2 separate regions of the Homo sapiens genome follow, and region 2 is linked to region 1. Evidence: chromatin contacts called from ENCODE Hi-C or POLR2A ChIA-PET data. All regions are on one chromosome and are shown on one strand. The core of a region is the stretch at or near the end of the contact, and the rest is flanking DNA. Distances in the headings are between cores, read along the strand shown. Region 1 holds the start of GALM (galactose mutarotase). Region 2 has its middle 20 kb from the start of LINC02613.

The links. A loop is a pair of places that touch in the nucleus more often than their neighbours do. ChIA-PET counts read pairs that join two places held with the same protein, here RNA polymerase II (POLR2A). Pooled maps may share reads with other maps.
Region 2: a pooled map shows a loop between it and region 1 (5-fold over the local background). The contact joins the enhancer-like site here to the promoter of GALM in region 1. A Hi-C loop is called at or near these places in 1 of 168 maps with a recorded cell type or tissue (naive thymus-derived CD4-positive, alpha-beta T cell), 2 of 37 single-sample maps with no recorded cell type and 12 of 50 pooled maps. POLR2A ChIA-PET finds 5 or more read pairs at or near these places in 6 of 52 experiments (B cell, CD4-positive, alpha-beta T cell, HepG2 and 3 more).

The regions. Positions count from the first base shown.
Region 1 is chr2:38,664,818-38,667,481 of GRCh38, reverse strand. It overlaps GALM (galactose mutarotase), which reads right to left and starts at 1,368. Exons shown (of 7, transcript NM_138801.3): 1 at 1,131-1,368. The coding sequence starts at 1,320. RefSeq lists enhancers at 591-1,103, 1,104-1,616.
Region 2 is chr2:38,534,851-38,537,514 of GRCh38, reverse strand. No RefSeq gene overlaps it. Among named protein-coding and RNA genes, the nearest start is that of LINC02613, 20 kb to the right of the region's middle. RefSeq lists a silencer at 1,299-1,358 and an enhancer at 942-1,552. Within about 2 kb of position 1,319, at least 9 of the 41 ENCODE cell types and tissues checked have a DNase peak (open chromatin) inside an H3K27ac peak, as active enhancers do.

The DNA.
Region 1 (2,664 bases), core at 119-2,618:
TCTCCTGCCTCAGCCTCCTGACTAGCTGGGATTACAGGCACGTGCCACCATGCTCAGCTAATTTTTTTGTATTTTTAGTAGAGACAGGGTTTCACCATGCTGGCCAGGCTGGTCTGGCCAACATGTAACCATGAGCCAAGTTACATATCTTACGTATCGGAAGAACCAAACAGACAGAATGACACACCAAAAGGAAAACCTCAAACCTCCTCTCCAGCAGAATTTGTCTACGCCCCAACCACTGAGCAGAGAGTATTAACTCTCAGTTTCCCTTTGCCAGCTTTATTTCACACCTCATTTTCTGTCTAGTTACACCATGGTGCTAAGAGAGCATGATGTACATTTTCCTTTGCTGCAATCAAGCTGCAATTGTCATTCTTTATTTATGCAATTACTGAGTTAAAGTCTATCTCCCCAGCCAAACCGCAAGAGTGGGGACCTTGTCTGTCCTGTTTAATGAGGTCATCGGATTAATAGAGTTGTCAAATGTATTAATTAATGCCTGATCCTAATTGCCCATGGATTCTGGGATAAAAGTCCATCCTAGTTGGTAGGAGACCTGATCTCTGAGAAGACACTGAGTTGGTCTTCTCTATTTTGTTCCTAAATGGTTATTGGGTAGCTGGTGTACTAGGCAACCACTGAGCTTAGTGGAGCATTTCTGAGACAACCAGGCCTCAAAGAGAATCTGATCAAGGAAGAAGGAAGTAGAAGAGGCAAGTATTTGAATTTCCTTCTTCAGAAGGGAAGAAGTGGGAGCCACACCCCCTCTTGCCTGCTCTTTCCTCTCCAGCCTTCTCCAGGTATCAGGCAGTTCAAAGATTAGGCAGTTCAAAGATCGCTCCAGGATCGCTGAAGTGTATCATACCATCAGCTGACCTTTTACGTTAACTGGGGCAAAGCCTGAACGGATAACCAGAGGCCAACTGCCATAGTTTATTTATTACAGTTTTTCCCAAATGCTGGATGGCCACACGGCCCTCTATGATGCATGCGCTTGCAAGTCAGACGGTCCCAAGCTAGGCGACTTTCCCCCTTGGTCCCTCGCATTGCAAGTGGCCCGCTAGATCCGGGAGGTATGTAGCGTGGGCCTGGGGCCTGCTCGCAGCCCAGGGCACAGTTCAACCCACCTTCCAACTCGGCGAAGCCAAGCACCACGTCCGAGGCTCTCCCCTGCCTGTCTTTGACCTCTAGGGCTGTGATCGTGCAGCCCCAGGAGATGATGTCCACTCTCAAGAGGTCTGACTGCAGCTGGAACTTCTCCACTGTCCCTCCTCCCGAGGGCAGCTCTCCAAACACGGCCCTGGTCACCGAAGCCATAGGGAAAGTTTGGCGTGTGCAGCCACTGCCCGCTCTTCAAACTCCAGCGCTCGCTAAGCTAGAGGCGACCCAAGTTTACAGGAGAAGGGGCGTGACTCGGCTCAGACTCCTCCCTTTCCCTGCCTGGATTTAGGGAGTGACCGTTCCTGCAAAAAATAGCCCCTGGGGCCTTTCTAAATCAATCATTTGCCTGAGGGTAACAAGAGGGGCAAACTTTGCAGCCACACTTGTACTTTTTTTCCTTGGCTCGTCCTGGTTGCATTGCATGTTGGGAATGGTAGTTTTTGGGAGGTGAAATTGCATTTTGGGGCTTGTAGTCTTTCTAAACTCGAATCCTGGGTTGACGGGGTTCTACCCCCATCTCCCCACACCTCAACATGTAATGAGCTGGTCATTAATGTCGGTGGCTATCAGACGAAGAATGGGAAAATACAGATAGCAGACTTACAGTGAGACCGATCTTGGGAAAAAATTAGATTTTAACTCTTTGATACAGGGGGTAAGAAGTACAGCAGTAGTTGGCCGGCTCGGTGGCTCACGCCTGTAATCCCAGCACTTTGGGAGACCGAGGCAGGCGGATCACGAGGTCAGGAGATTGAGACCTTCCTGGCTAACACGGTGAAACCCCGCCTCTACTAAAAATACAAAAAAAAAAAAAAAAAAAAAAAAAAAAAAAAATTAGCTGGGAGTGGTGGTGGGGGCCTGTAGTCCCAGCTACTCGGGAGGCTGAGGCAGGAGAATGGCGTGAACCCGTGAGGCGGAGCTTGCAGTGAGCCGAGATCACGCCACTGCACTCCAGCCTGAGTGACAGAGCGAGACTCCGTCTCAAAACAACAACAACAACAACAACAAAGTACAGTAGTAGCTTAGAAATGAGGTAAATCATCTCAGGCTTCTCTGCACACAGACTTACTGAAGATTCACTCTTTTTGTCCCACGGATGAAGTCCTGGACATGGTTCTGTTAGAGCCACTGCCCAGAAGGCTCTCCTGACGGCCAAAGCTGTGCCAGCCTCGAGGAGCTTGGACCAGACAGGGTCAGGTAGATGGATTAGGCCCTCGGTGTGCGGAGGTGATTAGAGACAGCCTCAGACTTATTTTACTTCAAGGGACTGGAAAGGGACCTCTGGTGTCTTCTGGCTCCTGAAGTCCACAGTTCCTTTAAGAAGGGATTCAGGGAACAAGTATTGATTGAGGTCCTTGTAAATGCCAGGTACTGAACCTTTGTTATCTCCTTTTCTACAAGTAGGATGGAGTCTTCAGGTATGTACAGTTGGAGAGGAAAGACACTAAGGTTATTAAATAATTGTCTTGCTTGATTGTGTCTCAGAATTTGCTGAGGACA
Region 2 (2,664 bases), core at 70-2,569, 130 kb after region 1:
CCTGTAATCCCAGCACTTTGAGTGGCCTAGGCGGGTGGATCACAAGGTCAGGAGTTCAAGACCGGCCTGGCCAACGCGGTGAAACCCCATCTCTACTAAAAATACAGAAATTAGCTGGGCATGGTGGCGGGCGCCTGTAATCCCAGCTAGTTGGAAGGCTGAGGCAGGAGAATTGCTTGAAACCAGAACACGGAGTTTGCAGTGAGCCGAGATCATGCCACTGTCCTCCAGCCCGGGGGAAAGAGAGATACTCCATCTCAAAAATAAATTAAAAAAAAAAAAAAAGGTTAAACCCCAATAGTGTCTTTCTTTTGAGTGAAAATGTTTTTAAAAATTAATAATTCATAGAACTTGCATAACGAATAAATATATAAATGCATAAAATATAGCTAACACTGGTGCTTACTATGTACTAGGCATATATGTTATATATGTACATAATTTTGTATATTATACATGCATATGATTATATGCATACATACATTTATATGCACTTACATTAAATATGTAAAACACACACGTATAAATATATATGGTGTATCAACTCATTTAATTCCTGTCAACAATTCATGACGTGAGTTCTAAGTAAATTATTTGCATGTGCAGATGAGGTAATGGGGTTATATACGGGGTTAAATAACGCACCCAAGGTCATTAAACAGGATTTGAACTCAGCAATTTTGGCTCCAGAACTCATGCTCCCCGCTGCCTGTATCCATGCGGGTCTGTATTGTCGCCAACAACTTTCCCCACCACAGTTTAACTTTTTTTTTTTTTTTTTTTTTTTTTGAGACGGAGTCTTGCTCTGTTGCCCAGGCCGGAGTGGAGCGGTGTGATCTCGGCTCACTGCAACCTCCGCTCCCAGGTTCAAGCGATTCTCCTGCCTCGGCCTCTTGAGTAGCTGGGATTACAGGTGCACGCCACCAAGCCCGGCTAATTTTTGTATTTTTTGTAGAGACGGGGTTTCAGACGCGCCCAGCCCACAGTTTAATTTTTATTTTTGAATTGATTTGGGAGTGGGGGGTGGGGTGGAAACTTTTTTTTTTTTAACTGTCCGGCAATTTTGCTGAAGCTACCTGTCCAGGTTGGCCCCGGGGCGTGCCTCTTGGCACCGAACTGGGGCGCCTGAGCCTCGGCAGTGCGGGCGGTGGGTCGGCTCGGGTGACCGGTTACCCCCGGTCTTGGGTCCTTTGCACCGCGGCGATCCGACCGCCTCAGAGCGGCGCGCAGGTAGCCGTGTGGCGCCACCTGGTGGCCGGAGCCCCAGACTCGATCCACAGCAGCGCGCGCCCGGGCCTTCGCGGTGGGAACGCAACCCTGGCTAACAGAACTGCGACCGCTCCGCGCACTCCCGGGGCGTGGTTGAGGACAAAGCCAAAGCCCAGGGTGGCGGGGAGGAGGTGGGCGGCCACAACCCCAAGGGAGATGGGCCTTGGACCTTAGCCTGGAGGATCTTCTCCGCTAAGGAGGGAGACCCAGGAGGCTCGCTCGCGGTCCGCGCAGCCCAGGCCTGCCACCCTGACCGCGCCTCCTCGGAGCCCGCAGCTCCACCTTTGATCAAGTGGGAATTAACTTGAGAAAGGGGTGCTGCCTAAGGACTTTTAAAACGAACTCTTTAACATTTCCAAGTACTTACCCTTCATGTATGTGTGTACATAATCTATGTCTATTTCTTTATATCATCACTTATTTCCAGAAAGGGTATGAAAGCTGGAATGACGTCATATAATGCCATTTTTTTTTCCCTCACGACAGCCCTCTTACGCTTGTGAAGAACGCATGTGCTGACCCCCAGAGCCTGGTCCTGCCGAGCTGCTCCCTGGTGCTGGGGAAAGGTGGCACAACTGTAGAGACAGAAGAGTATTTTGGGGGCCTGGCAGGGGGCAGAGTGTTCACGGTGGTCCAGAAGGTGCAGCCGCATCAGGGCAGGAGGCTGGGAACCGCTTTCTCTCGCCCATAAACCTGCCAAGGAGATCTGGAAGGCCTGCGGAACGTCCTACCTGTACCAGGTGGGCCGGCGGGACTGCATTTGCTACCGGACCAAGAAGGCAAATCTCCCTGGTAGGTGCTCCCTTTCCTAGTGTCTGCACAGCTGCAAGCTAAGGAAGCTCTTCGCTGGGTCCTGCAGCATACAGGCCGCGGGTGAGGTGCAGTCGCCTCCTGTCACAGGCAGCAGGGCTTCCGTGCCACAGAGGGAGGGCAGCCCCTCCAAGGCAGGGCCTCACCCCTCATCCAGACCTGTCTGAACATTCTGCAACGAACGCCCAAGTCCATGGATGCTTCCCTGGCCAAGGCCTGGACCGGCCTCTCTTGGACTTTATGAGTACTGTGTTATTGTGCGTATGGGCACGCCTCCCCATAAAGGGTGAGGTCATCCACTGAGGAAGAAGAACATTTCTCAAAATTGCGCCTGAGATCTGAGCAGGGAAACTTGAGCAGGACTGAATCTCTAGGCAGCTACTACAGTGTTTCCCTCTGTGGGCATTTGATAGATATTTGGTGCTTGCTTCTCTTCTGCTCCCACATAAAACCTCAAGATTCCATCCTCCAAGGAGTCGGTTCCGCCTGTCACTTCACTCCAAGCTCAGCTTCAGAGATAAGGCTTCAGAAGAGAAATGCGTCTTCCCACATATGGCTCTGTTTTGAACTTAAAAACAGATTTGA